Linked DNA regions of Homo sapiens: region 2 is linked to region 1. Evidence: chromatin contacts called from ENCODE Hi-C or POLR2A ChIA-PET data. All regions are on one chromosome and are shown on one strand. The core of a region is the stretch at or near the end of the contact, and the rest is flanking DNA. Distances in the headings are between cores, read along the strand shown. Region 1 has its middle 46 kb from the start of ARHGAP15. Region 2 overlaps ARHGAP15 (Rho GTPase activating protein 15).

Region 1 (7,521 bases), core at 3,221-5,720:
TATTTGTCTTAATATCACCAAGCTTAGAATGATTACCCAAGAAGCAAGGATTAAACAAGATAAAATCTATTCCACACCTCTATGTCTCTCTGAAAATATGAAATGTTCTTCCATATCTTTGTGTAATATATAAGCAAACCCATTTTCTAGTAATATGAAAACTTTATTAAGCCCTAATAAATCAATAAGAGAAAAATAAACACTCAATAAAGGACAAAGGACACAAATAAACAAGCACGCATATATGTATAATCAGTATACATGATCAATAAATATTTAATATAATTTCAACCCTATTAATAAAGAATAAAGTTAAAATGGAAACACTGAGATTGGAAAATTGCTAAAAATGCTCATCAGTTTTTTTCTTATTTTGAATGAATATATTAGATTAAATGTGGTCAGGGGCTTCTTGGTTTCTCTTCTCATTGTGAAATGGAATCTAACTCTTCCTCTCAAATCTGAGCTCACCTTAGTGACTTCCTTGTCCAGTAGGATATGGACCTTTTGTGGCTGTCGTGGAAGCCTTGCAGTTTACACTCTGCTCTCTTAGAATGGTTTCTCAAGGGGAAGCTGGTGACCATGTCAGAAGGCCCACTCCCTCAAACTGTCATGCTAGAAAAGGTACATATATACATTCTCATCAGCAGACCCAGTTGAGGCTAGCCATCTATCCATCCGCACCAAGGTACTAGACATGTGAGTAAATAAATCTCAGCCCCTTTAGACCAGCGCATTTGCCAGCTGAATGTAAGAGTGTCCTCAATTGATGTCACAGAACAGAAGAATCATTAAACCAAGGCTTATTCAACTACTGGACAAAAAATTCATGAGATGAGTTGATTTTAGCCTCTAAATTGTGGAATGATTTGTTAAATAGCAAGAGATAATCAGAACAATGGCAATCTCCAATGTTGGTGGAATGCTTAGAGAAGCAAGGAAATAGACTTTAAATTGCCAGATAACATATGACTTGGTGGCAAAGTAAAAAAGTAAATATTCAAACATTCCAACTTAATTATGGAAAGAAATACACATCCTCACTTCCCATCTTTGAAAAATCTCTGTTGCTCCAAAGCCCCATGAAACGACTGAGAGTAGGGTGGGGAGAGGACTCAAACTTCATAATTAAAGATATTCTTACTTAATTCATTTTAAGTGAATTGGCATGAGGCTACTTATCATTTTTATTTATTATACTTAGTGTGAATATTCATATGTTGAATATTTACTTATTTTGCTGCAGTTATATGAATGCATTTAAGTGGTGGAAGTGTTAGGTATTGTACAATGTATATAACATTTACTTTGTAAACTCAAAAAATCTCTAATTCTAAATTGCAAGCAGATAAGCATGTCATCACAGGAGCCAGACTGCTGGGTTTAATTTTAACTCTGTCACTTATTAGTGTATGACCATGGGCAAGTTACTTAGTCTCTCTGCACCTTAATTTCCCCATCTGTATAATGAGAATAACAATGAGACCTACCTGAGAAGACTATTGTGAAGATTAAGTAAGTTTTTATATATAGATCAATTAGAAGGCATCTAGCACAGAGTAAATGCTTAATAAGTTACTATTATTATTATTATTAATTTGCTTTTTTCTCACATATCTATAACTAAGAAGTAGTAAGGGATGAGAACTTAACTATCTTTATGGCACCTGAGGGGGGTTTTCTTAACCATGTCTTTGTCCTTGCTGGACTTTAAAAAGATGACCTTTTTCCTGCCTGGACATCTTTCTTGCTAGATGCTACTTCTGAGGTCCACTTTGGGAAATTTATGCTGCATTTTAATTCTCGCCTACCTTTGCTTTCCACCTGGAGAGAGGTGTTAATATCTGAGCCATCCTATGCCAACAACTCCTTAGCTATAAACATGTCCTGGAAAATAAATAAATAAATAATAATAGTAAGTAACTTGTTAAGCGTTTACTCTGTGCTAGGTGCCTTCTCATTGATCTGTATATATACAAACTCCTTTAATCTTCACAATAGTCCTATCAGGTGCCAGATGTCGGCTCTTTTTTAGCTACCCCAGTTAGGTGCAGGTCACTCTGCTAGGCAGGCTTCCACTCAGAGTTTTAAAAAGGCATCAAAACAAAAAGCCTTTCTTCCTTTGGGTCATCAGTATTGTGTAGGGATTTTCTTCTGCCTCAGCCCAATTTCTCCTCAGCCCAATCTTTGTTTGAAGTTTCTGTCATTAAAAAAAAAAAAAAAAAAAAAAAAAAATCTCCCTAGGCTCCCTTCAGATGAATGCCCTACTTACAGCATTTCTCTGTTTTGAATCTCACCATGATGTCTTGAGTAGTGGTTCTTAAAGTGTGGTCCCTGGACCAACAGCAACAGCAATGTCTTAATAGTAGTTGACACACAAATTCTTGGGCTCTACCTAGTTGTTCAGGAACTCTGAGGGTGGAGCCCAGTGATCTGACACACGCTAAAGTCTGTGAATCACTGCTTAGAGAATAACTGTATAGACCTAGTCCACCAGATTTGCTTCTTCACATGTTTACTATTTTAAGTGACTTTTAAACCCTTGTTAAATCAAGTTAGGTTTAAACCTGCCTCCTTACATATCTTAAGCTTGGCCTTAATGTTTTTCTGTACATTGTAAACTATAACAAATGGAGGTGTAAACAGACGGTAGCCTACACTTGTGCCAATCATTGAGTTTTGACCAATCAAAGGTAGCCAACTGTTCAAACCATGTTCAAGTAAGGCAAACACCAAGCTGTAACCAATACCTCACTTCCATTCTCTGTACGTCACTTTCCTTTTTCTGTCCATAAATTTTCTTCCACTAACTGGGTGTGCTGGAGTCTCTAAGCCTACTCTGGCTCAGAAGGCTGCCCAATTCATGAATAATTCATTGCTGAATTAAACTCCTTTAAACTTAATTCGGTTGAAGTTTTTCTTTTAACACCCGTTTTCCTCTTGATAAGGTTTCTGATTTTCCAGACTATAAGTCTCAATGAAGAATTCAGGAAAGCCTAATTTCACATAGCTGAACAATGAATTATGTTACACTGTATCTGTGTCTCCCTAAATCTAAAATCCCCTATGAGAACTCATAGGAATCATGATTTAAGGAGACCAGAAAGACCTCTGCTTGGTATTTTCCAGAAATATTATCCTTCTAAAAACTAGAAATATAATTGTATTTCTAAGCATTTTTCTAAATTTAAAAATGTTTTAATTATCTATTGCTGCATAAATTTCATGGCTGGGAGAACAATGTTTTGATTTGCCCATAATTCTGTAAATCATAAATTGGACAGGGCTCAGCTGGAGTGGTTTTTCCACTTACATGTCATTGTCTGGAATGTCTTACAGGGTTAAATTCCACTCCAATGGCATCTGGGGCTGGAATAACTAAGATGACTTGACTTACATATCTGGCACTTTAGCAGGGATAGCTGAGATGCTGGACACCTGAGACTTCTATCTCTCTCTTTCTGCCCACTCCCACCCTACCCCACCCCATGGATGCTCAGGCCCCTTTTCATGGTGACTAGATCCCAAAAGCGAGCATTTTAAGTCGTGACAGCAAAAGCTGTAGATGTCTTTAGGCCAAGCTTTGAAAGTTTCCCAGTGTCACTTCCACCAGATTCTACTGACCAGAACAAGTCACAGGGCTAGCCTAGATCCCAAGGAAGGGGAAATTCATACTACTTCTTGATGCTGAAGCAGCATAGGCATACTGTGGGAGACCACATAGATGGGCTTTCTGGTTGTAGCTACCTTTGGAAACATAATAGACTCCAGAAAAATTCATAAAGATTATATTCAGGAAAGCTTGTCTAAATATTATTTATAAAGATAGAAAGCAGGAATCAAATGCACAACTGTAAGGGACTGGTTCAATTATTGCATCATTAAAAATCCTGTTTGAGGGCCAGGCATGATAGCACTTTGGGAGGGTGAGGTGGGCAGATCGTTTCAGTTCAAGAGTTTGAGACCAGCCTGGGCAACCTGGTGAACCCCCTCTCTACAAAAAATACAAAAAGTAGCCAGGTCTGGTGGTGCACTCTTGTGGTCCCAGCTACTCAAGAGGCTGAAGTGGAAGGATTGCTTGACCCTGGGAGGTTGAGTCTGCATTGAGCTGAGATTGTGACACTGAACTCCAGCCTGCGTGACAGAGCCAGACCCTGTCTCAAAAAAAAAAAAAAAAAATCCTGTGTTAGAATTATTTTAGCATTTATATATATATATATATATAGAAAATAGAGAAATAGGATTCCAACTCCCAAAGAACAAGAATTAGAAATAAAGATAAATATCATTAAATCTAAGTCAGAATAAGCTAACAGAGGTACTTCCACCAAGTCTTATGAAAGTGAAGAGGAGAGTTTTAATCCTAACAACAGGGATAAAAGAAGACTTCCTCTTTTCTTTTTTTTTTTTTTTTTTCAGTTTCTGGAATTCCTCAGAAGACTCAACTTCTCAGGTTTTCTTCATGAGCAGTAATGAGTGAGTCAGAGAGGAAATGGCATCATCTAAATACGGTGGCATTGTTGCATGCAGAATGTTTCACTTTCAAACGCTTGGACTAAATGTGCTCAGTCAAAATAAATTAAAAATAAAGAATGGCCTAAATTGTGTAGGTGGATGATGCAGCTCTTCATTCCTTTCAGTGAGCTGAGGACCCAGGTTGAATGTGGCCAAACTGACAAAAATTCCTCCTGCCTCTCAAGTGTCTTTCAGGAACAAGCATTTCCCAGAGCATTTCCCAATAGGATTCTAGTGTTTATATGAGGTCTATTTTGTACTATTTTTTTTACTCAAAATACAAATTAGATACATGACCTGGAAGTCAATCAAAGTGTCCTGTTTTCCAGTAATGGAGGAAAAACTGTCCACACTGGACTTATTTAAAGAATATAGGCTTCTGGCATGTTGCCTCCATTGAAGAGCTGCAGTTTGTTTAGAGGTCATTGGGGCCCTAAAATTCTACATCCCCACTTTGTACAGATGTAGAAACTGAGGACCAAAGTAGTCAAAGTCTAGAACCCTTAGGTTCTAATTATGCCTGTTCCTTTTCCCTCTCCCTTCTATACTGTGTTTCTGTGGGGATTCTACAATTCTCAATTGCTACACAATCCCTTAGGGGGATAACAATATTGCAGATTATTACTGATTATTTTGTTTAGCTGCTTAAGCCTCTTTATAAACCTGCCTCTCTCCTGACAGAGGTGATAGTCTTTCACAGGATTCTCTGGCTTCAGTCACCACACACTTGTTTAAAATATGGAATATTTAGCATTGAATGCAGGAACTATTCATTGATTTACAGGAAATACATGCGCAACTCTGACCATATGCCAAACTCCATTCCAGCCAGGAAGGGTGGGCGCCTGTAACATTTTCCTTGCTTTCTCCATACCTGCTTTCACTGCTTTCACACTAACTTTCAGGAAAAGAAAGCAATAATTCATGCATACTGCATGTTCTATACAGGCATACATTGCCTTATTGCATTTCGCTTTATTGCACTTTGTGGATATTTCATTTCATACAAATTGAAGGTCTATGGCAACTGTGTCACACAAGTCCATTGACACCATTTTTCTAACAGTGTGTGCTCCCTTCATGTCTCAGTGTCATATTTTGGTAATTCTTGTGACATTGCAAGCTTTTTCATTATTATATCTGTTATGGTGATCTGTGATCAGTGATCTTTGATGTTACTATTATAATTGTCTTGGGATGCCACAAACCATGCCCGTATAACTTGGTGAACTTAACCAATAAATGTGTGTGTTCTGATTGCTCCACTGGCCATTTCCCTGTCTTTCTTTCTCTGCATGGGCATCCCTACTCCCCAAGACACAATATTAAAATTATGCCAGTTAATAATAACTTTACAATGGTCTCTAAGTGTTCTAGTCAAAGGAAGTGTCACAGGTCTCTCACTTTAAATCAAAAGCTAGAAATGACTAACCTTAGTGAGGAAGGCATGTTGAAAGCAGAGACAGGCTGAAAGCTAGGCCTCTTTTGCCAAATGGTTTAGTTAATGTGTGAATGCAAAATAAAGCTCTTGAAGGAAATTAAAAGTGCTACTCCGGTGAACACAAAAATGATAAGAAAGCAAAACAACCTTATTGCTGACATGAAGAAAGTTTGGGAGGACTGGATAGAAGATCAAACAGGTCATACAATGTTCCCTTAAGAGCTAAAGGCTAATCCAGAGCAAGGCCCTAACTCTTTAATTCTGTGAAGGCTTACAGGTAAGGGCACTGCTGAAGAGGTTGCTTCATGAGGTTTAAGGAAGAAGCCAGCTCCATAACATAAAACTGTAAGGTGAAACAGCAAATGCTGACCTAGAAGCTGCAGCAAAGTACCCAGAAGATCTAGCTACACCATACAACAGGTTTTCAAGTAGAGGAAATAGACTTCTAGTGGAAGAAGATCCCATCTAAGACTTTCGCAGCTAGAACATAGAAGACAACGCCTGGCTTCAAAGATTCAAAGAACAGGCTGACTCTCTTGTTAGGGGCTAATGCAGCTGGTGACGTTATATTGAAGCCAATGCTCATTTACCATTCTAAAAATTCTAGGAACCTTAAGAATTATGCCAAATTTACTCTGTCTATGTTCTATAAATGAAGCAACAAAGTCTGGATGACAGCACATCTGTTTAGAGCAGGATTTACTGAATACTTAAATCTATTATACAGACCCACTGCTCACAGAAAAAGATTCCTTTCAAAATATTACTGCTCATTGACTATGCACATGGTCACAAAGAACTCTGATAGATTAATGTTGTTTTCATACCGGCTAATGCAACATCCATTCTGCAGCCCATGGAACAAGGAGTAATTTTGATTTGCAAGTCTTATTCTTTAAGAAATACATTTTGCAAGGCTATAGATGCCATAGATAGTGATTCCTCTAATGGATGTGAGCAAAGAAAATTGAAAATATTTTTTAAATGTTTCACCATTCTAGGTGCCACTAGGAATATTTCATGATTCATGTGAGGAGGTAAAAATATCACGGATACTAGGAGATTAGAAGTTGATTCCAATCCTCATGGATGGCTTTGAGGAGTTCAAGACTTCAGTGGAGGGAGTATATGCAGATGTTGTAGAAATAGTAAAAGAACTAGGATTAGAAGTGTAGCCTGAAGATGTGACTGAATTGCTTCAGTCTCCTGATAAAACTTTAACAGATGATGAGTTGTTTCTTATGGATGAGCAAAGAATGTGGTTTTTGGTTTGTTTTGTTTTATTTTGTTGTTTTGTTTTTTGAGGTGGAATCTTCCTCTGATGACTATGCTGTGATCATTGAAATGACAACAAAGGATTTTGAATATTTCATGAACTTGGTTGATAAAACAGTGATAGGTTTTGAGAGGATTATCTCTAATTTTGAAAGAAGTTCTATTGTGGGTAAAATGCCATCAAACAACATCACAGGCTGCAGAGGATTCTTTCACGAAAAGAAGAGTCAACTGATTCTGCAAACTTCATTTTCTTATTTTAAGAAATTGCAACAGCCATCCCAACTTGC
Region 2 (7,521 bases), core at 1,582-4,081, 170 kb after region 1:
AAAGCTGGTTTCACTTTAGAGAATTAAAGTATCTTAAAAGACACGGCATTAAAAATAGACCAGAGTAAGAGAAACATTCACGTCTAACACAGTTGTTTTTTGCCCTACAGCTTGTCCCCAATCATTTCATCTACCTATTAGATATTCATCCAACATTCAGGAGGTGCAGTGGAGAGAACACATGGGTCTGGGGATGTGTGTTCCAATTTGGGCTATGTCAGTTGTAACTTTATGCAGAACTCACAGCAGGATCCTCCTCCAACTTTGTCACACCAAGGAAATAAGAGATGACAGTCCTCACCTCACCTGCCCATCTGTGTTAATACTAAAATGAAGCAATCCTGTATGTTTGTTTGAGAGCAACTACAAAGAAGTGATTTTAATACAAATACAGCAGACTTTCATTATTCATCTACTAACCACATCATCTCACAATGTTTTGAGGGAAATTCCAGATATGAATTTTAGAAGAATAGGGTTGAGAGAGGTAAATATCTGTGAAATGTAACTCAAAATTTCTGCTCTACTTCTGGTCTTTCTGTTGCCTTCTGAACTTAATAGACTGATATTTAATACACAACATGAAAATCTTTTTATTGTGTGACTAAGAATATAGATCCTTAATCTTATTTTTAATGTGCTATTCTTAGTGGCATTAATGTAATATCCAATTAATTAATCAATGACATATTCAAATTAATACTTAAAAGCATATCACCTTGAAAGCCCTACCAAGCTGTTAATAGAAACTTGCAAAAGGTAACATAGAAACAAGTGTAGCAACTATGCCCCAAGTGAAAGAGGGACAATAGTGACACTTATTACTCCCCTACTGAGGTATCAGTACAATACTGTTTTTCTGATTGAAGGGAAAGAGATATGATTATTTGTATGATGTTTAGCTTCACTTTTGTTGATGCGGTCACACAGATTTTGCACAGAGGGAGGCATAAAATTTTATAATTAGAGATTTGATTTAAGAATATGAATGTCAGGGGTATATAAAGATTGAGTGCAAATGATAGAATCTGGGGACAGGAAATAAAATTGATTGTAAGAATCTAGATGAGATCAAGAGAGCATGTTAGCTTTGACTGATGAAAGGAGAAACAGAAACAAGAAGATGGATGGAAAGTACATTCTGCAAATGAAGAACATGCCTATTGGTTCAGATAATGTGACTTGGGAACCACTGTCTTTTTGCACGTTTAATTTTCTAAGAAATAATAAAACTTTTTTAAAAAATATATTCTAGACATCTAGAATTAAGATTTATAAACTAAGTGTATCGTTAGGGAAAACAACACGAACTTTATGTTGCCTGGGTGATCCCGTGAAACTCACTAGTCAAAGCCTTAGACATCAAGGATGTATGCTCATTTGCACACCTTCATTGTTTCATTACTAGAGGGCATAATGCTGCCTTACTAGATTCATTCTTTTTGAACTATCAAAGCAGCATGCAACCGGATGACAGTAAAGATTGAAAATAGTAGTATTAGTACATTTTGGTCCCCAATTAGTGAAGGGAACCAAAATTTTGTAATTCCAAAATAACATAAAACAAAAGAAAAAAGTCAACTTGGCTTCTTCTGTTTCTAACATTTCAGCAGAAGAATGGATGCACGTCATCTAATGAACTTAGACAACTGGATAGCTCACTTCACATTGCCTTCTGGAATAGCTGGCTATGTGAGCTCAAAGATATGAGTTGTGCAGTTGGAATAAATTCTGGGTTTTAGTCTGACACCAGGCTAAATGCACCATGCTGTTCTTCATTTACCGACATCATATTGTGAATCCCTTCCTCTCATGGAACATATTCTGTTTCTTGATGATTTGGTAGAGCTAGTGTGGTAGTCTCTATGCCATCCATGGGCTCCTGTGGCTTGCAACGCACTTTCTCTGTTTTCCCATAAGCAGAATGAGACTAACTGAGCCACATGGAGATCAAACCTGAGACTTGACACGATGCACTCCAACCTGGGCAAAAGAAACCACTGCCACTGGGGAATTTTATGGAGTAAGGTAGAATCAACAAGTGTATGGTTTTTCTACTTGTTATTTTAATCTCATTTATAAAGTATAGAAAATATATTGATGCTAGCAAGACAATATTCAAGCCAAGGGATCCTTTTTCATATCTGTTTCAATATCTTTTATTTTTAAAGAGAGCAGCCATGTGTATTTCATGCTGTGTATGATTTTTAATAGCAAACAGACCTATTCCAGAAAAAGGAACAATTTAATCCCTAAAGCTGGTACATAATAGATGGGGCCAGTAAATGGTATCACATTTTACAGCTTGTCCATAAGGATGACACAGGATGAAATAAAATTGAGTGCTTTTGGATAGCATAGGATCACTGGCTGATAAATAGATGACGCTATTCAGTTTTTAGAAACATAAGGTAATGAAGCTGGATCTGAAAGCAAGAGAAAAAATACATATATATATATATGTATTCAGTGTTTATATGCCACAAGCCACTGAGCAGGAGGAAAATCTGGGCAGCGGTGAGCAAAGCTGAAACCTCAGAGCAATGTTTAAAGCAATATAAGAAAATAACAAAGCAAGCATCCATAAACAAAGGCTTGAAATGCACAGAAAAATAAGTTCAAGATGAAAGGAAAATGCCCACACTTATGCATAACTGGAAAGGCCACTTATGGCATCTATGCATAGAGTCTCTCAATGTAAGAGTTAAACATACTACTAAACATTTAGCAGAAAAAAAATTCAAAAGGATATAAAACACTGCAGGGCAGTTAAGGATTCTTGGTATTTGAAGAGGGGAGGAGGCTGCTCTTTTATCTTAACAAAACAGGATGTTGAGAGGTGGCCTAAGTGAAACAATGAAATGAAATGGTTGATGTTGGGGAGAAATCAGGAAGGAAGCTGTTTGAACTCTTTTCAGATAACACTGATGGGTATGAGATGGCTTAACCAAGGGAGAGGTGTTCACATGGAGGGTTTAGATGCATTTCTTTTTAGTAGAGAGCTATTAGATTCTTGACCTCAGCCTCATCAATTTACCTAACATTGCATTTCCGGCACTGGGAGAAATTCTAACAGTCTCACTTTCTGGGTGAACAAGTGTAAACTAAAAAAATTACAGTGGCAAAATTAACAAATTGCTGAAGCACCTTGAAAACGGAAATACCAATAATGAGGATTCCTTTCCCAAGTAACTTAGAAAGACCTTGATTGTGGTCTTTTTTTTTTTCTTGAAGTTGAATTTTAAGCAATGCTTCATTTTCAAAATTCCCATGCCCTTGATCAAGTAAAAGGCAAGCTTCTGATATTTGAGATCTGCGATAGATTTGAAATCAATTCATGGAAAGGGAGGTTACGAACATACTCTTTTGATGTGTAGGATGTACTGATAGGGGTGGCAGAAAATTATGTGAAACCCTTCTCTTTTGACAGCTATACTGGAACATTTACAACCACAGATGTTATTTGTCCATCAGAAAAGAAAATATTTGTTTCAAGCTTCAGGCATTTTCTACTACAGTATCAATATGAAATTCAACCTCAATTTAATGTTTAATGCATATGAAAATAAATATTTGGAGGGGGCAAATACTAGAAAACAATTGAACCCCACAAAATGTAACTAGCAATATGGAAAAAAATGCTGGCTTCATTACGAGCAAATTTGTCCTTTTACTAAAGTAAGGATTGTTCTATTATTAACATAGGAAATCTTAGATGGACTGCAAAGAATGCTGCATTATTCATAAAAGCATTGCTGCCATCTGGTGGCTACTTGGCATTTCAACACTGGCTTCTCTGATTCGGTTTGACTGGGTGCTCTCGGGAGGTATTTAAAGAAGAGCTTTAAGTGGTAAAATATAAATGTGGACATCCTCTGGCCCTACATGTCATTCATCTGATGGCAGTCCTTTCTCCCTGTCTTGTCGTGGAATGGAGGATTCAGGGAGAGGAAATGAGATACTTGGATATCTTTTGTCCTGAATGTGAAAGTGTATTTTACATGGCTTATCTAAAGAAGTTACTCTTGGCTGTTGTTGACTGATGAATTTTATCGACATTCATTTCTGTTGGCAAATAAATAAGTATATACCCAAATATTAAGAAGGTTTATTGAATCTAAAGATATGCTATTTTGCTTAAATAAGAATATACATGAGATGCTTTAATCCCTCATTTGGATCTAAGCATGAATTTTTTTAAGTTATCAGTCACTGAATTTGACTTTAGAAATAATATAATTTAGAATGTCAAAAAAGAAAATGTACAGAGGTTCATAAATTTCTTCCCATTTATTCAATTGTTATATTAAAATGGGAGGATTGTTAATGACTCAGAAACTCGTAATCCTTCTTCATGAATTTTCAAGTTAAATGACAAATATTATTCAGTTCACATCGCACTTTTTGTTGAAAATAAAATAGTTAAAATTTAAGAAATTTTGATGATTCTCAAGCATCAGTGTATTAACTCATTCTTAACAAGAACCAATTAGAATTAGGATATCTCTGTAATTTTAGTACGGTTTTAAGTTTCCAATAATCGTAGAAAGTCTCCTTGGTATGTAATGAAAACCTTGACCCTTTAAATGGCTATTTATATAGATCACAAGTCTTTGAAGATTATAGGAGATAATGAGTTAAAATTGCCCCAGGAGGAAAGCTGAAGTTTTCTTCTGAATTCTCAGGGATGATATTTAATAGTTAATATTCAGTTTCTAGTGAATATTTCCCTGTATCATTAAACTGCCTTCTGATTTAGTAAAAGTCAGATAACAAAGAACCATTACACTAAATCTGGAGAATTATATACTGAATTAATATTATCCTTTACAAGAAAATGTGGAAATGCCTATATTGAAAGTAAGACTTTTGGGTTTTATTTTTAAATTTGTGGGTAAGATTTTCAATCTGTGAATACATACTTGATATTCCCTTTGTTACTAGCTATTTCTACCACTAAAAATAATTCCTTCTTCAAAATATGTAATTTGGCTTATGGAAGAATGTTGCTCATCTTCTCTAGGAAGATGGCTCGATTCCCCATCCTTCCTCTGTTCTCCATTCTACTCACATTTAGGAAGGATATGAACAACAACAACAATAAAACCTTGCAAAGAAAGTAAAATCGATAATGATTATATCCCTGTCTCTTTCATCTGTAAGTATAAAATTTCAACTAAATTATTCTCCTAATAGACTTGGATACAACCCTGTGGTGGTTTCTAATGGCTCCATAATAGAGATAGTAAACCTTGTAGCTATGGTCAGGATGCCCTAGGTTTTAGTCATAAGTTGCTAATGTTTGTTTCAATAACATTTGCTCTTTGGCAGCTTTTACAGCTACTTAACACTAAATTCCCATTTAGTCAGGAGGATCATTCATATACTGTAATGAATGATGTCACCTTAAATCCTTTACTATGTAATTGCTGGATGTTACATTTTATAGTGGGGCATTTGATGGTGTATTTGTTTATGCTAAATTTTATGACAGTGACAGCTGTATCTTGGAGGAATGACCTTTTTTTTTTTTTTTTTTTTTTTTTTGAGACGGAGTCTCACTCTGTCACCCAGGCTTGAGTGGAGTACAGTGGCACCGTGTTGGTTCACTGCAACCTCCGTCTCCTGAGTTCAAGCAATTCTCCTGCCTCAGTCTCCTGAGTAGCTGGTATTACAGGAACCCACCACCACACCCGGCTAATTTTTTTTTTTTTTAATATTTTTAGTAGAGACGGGGTTTCACCATGTTGGCCAAGCTGGTCTCGAACTCCTGATCTCAGGTGATTACCAGCCTTGGCCTCCCATAGTGCTGGGATTACAGGCCTAAGCCACGGTGCCTGGCCGACCCTTTTCGTTCATAGGAATCTAGTTTCAAATCTTTTTAAGCAAATAGTTTCATCATATTTGCCTTCTGGCTTAGGCTAGGTTCCCCTGAAAGAAAAATTTGAGACTAGGAATTGTGTGCAAGCAGTTTATTTGATTGAAGAAAGCAGAAATTAAGAACTAGCAAGAGTGAAACAGAAGGAAGAAAAGCCAATGCAGAACCCATTATTGAGTTGGTCATAGGGTAGCTAGGACAACTTGCCAGAATTTTCCACCCAAGGATAGACAAGATGAAGCATTTGTTCATTAGCTCCTGAGCCTTTGGTTTCTGGTTGCCTCTGGGTGGGGATAATGTCTTTAGATCTTGAGTTTCAGGCTGTTCATGGGTGGGCGTGTCAAGAAGGCTCTTTCAGGTTTCCTACCCTGTAGAACCAGGAAATATCCACAGCAGATAGTAAAAGATGTGTAACGCGTGCTGAGGCAAGATGCAGTCAGTACAAAGGAGTTGAAGTCCACACAGAACTGTTGCACCAGCTGCAGCTGTAGTGACACCCACACAGCTAAGAGGATGTGAAGCAGGGCACAGGAAGCATCTGATGCAATTTACCGCTTGCAATATTCAAATTTACTTATCTCATGTTAAATCTAATCTGTTGCCATGTCTTCAAAATGATGGCTGGCCTCAATCTCTACAAAAGAGCTAATAAAAATGTTTTTGTTTAAAAAATAAAAATAAAAAAGCTCCACTCCTCCACTGCAACTGTGTATGAGGCCATATTTGATATTTATCATCTACCACCTTCACTCATTCTAGATTTTCCTCATCCTCAGCCAGGAGGAGTTTAGTCGGTTTTGTTTGTCTGAAGGAGTCAATCGGACCTTTGTATATGCGGGGTCTGAACCTTTGATTTTTTTTTTTTTTTTTTTTTTTTACTTTGTCACGCCCTGTTCACTGTAGTTGACAGTTCACTGCTCTCATCAGGCCTAGATGTACCACAAGACATCTCACTGAATCATCTGACTTCCAGATTCATTCTTCCTCCTGCTGCTGTGCATATGCAACCTTACTTTCTCATTATAATTAGGGTCAGCTATCCCCATGAATATAGTAGCTATTTTAGTTGCCCTCTTGTACACATCATGAGTATCCATAGTTACCATGCAGTGGTCACAGCTTTGAGTTCATGATACTTACTAATCCCTGTTAGAAGCAGAACTCTCCCGTATCCCAAGAATAAGAATATCTAATTCAGCAGAGCCAAAGTTGCAAAACCCAGAAGCATACATGCTGCAGATAGGTTACTACGGGGGCTACTCTTACTCCTACCTTTTGGTCCTTAGACCCACATATTCCACCTACTGGAGACACCATGTCATGTAACATCATGTATCAATGGTGTGCCATGCATTGATTCAGTGAATATACTGCAACTTGGAATATTGAACCCCCAAAAAACAGGATCCTGTCTCCAAACTACTACCTAAGCAGACACTTTAAGAGGCCACTTCATTATTAGATCAGGTTGATTTCTTCCAAGTGATGTGACATTTAGTAAGAACGGCAGATCTTAAGATCACGTGCCTGGTGTTTCATTTCCCTCATTTCCTTGATTTCAGGCAAGATCATGAATCACCCCACATTGCTAATTCAGCATTCTTAAAGATCTGGAATGGTAGGGCAGGCAGAGACACCATAAT

The links. A loop is a pair of places that touch in the nucleus more often than their neighbours do. ChIA-PET counts read pairs that join two places held with the same protein, here RNA polymerase II (POLR2A). Pooled maps may share reads with other maps.
Region 2: a pooled map shows a loop between it and region 1 (6-fold over the local background). The contact joins two enhancer-like sites. A Hi-C loop is called at or near these places in 6 of 168 maps with a recorded cell type or tissue (B cell, CD8-positive, alpha-beta T cell, MCF 10A and 3 more) and 10 of 50 pooled maps. POLR2A ChIA-PET finds 5 or more read pairs at or near these places in 6 of 52 experiments (AG04449, CD4-positive, alpha-beta T cell, T-cell and 3 more).

What each region holds. Positions count from the first base shown.
Region 1 is chr2:143,079,386-143,086,906 of GRCh38, forward strand. No RefSeq gene overlaps it. Among named protein-coding and RNA genes, the nearest start is that of ARHGAP15, 46 kb to the right of the region's middle. Within about 2 kb of position 4,471, at least 3 of the 41 ENCODE cell types and tissues checked have a DNase peak (open chromatin) inside an H3K27ac peak, as active enhancers do.
Region 2 is chr2:143,255,805-143,263,325 of GRCh38, forward strand. All of the region lies in intron 6 of ARHGAP15 (Rho GTPase activating protein 15), which reads left to right. Among named protein-coding and RNA genes, the nearest start is that of ARHGAP15, 130 kb to the left of the region's middle. Within about 2 kb of position 2,832, at least 6 of the 41 ENCODE cell types and tissues checked have a DNase peak (open chromatin) inside an H3K27ac peak, as active enhancers do.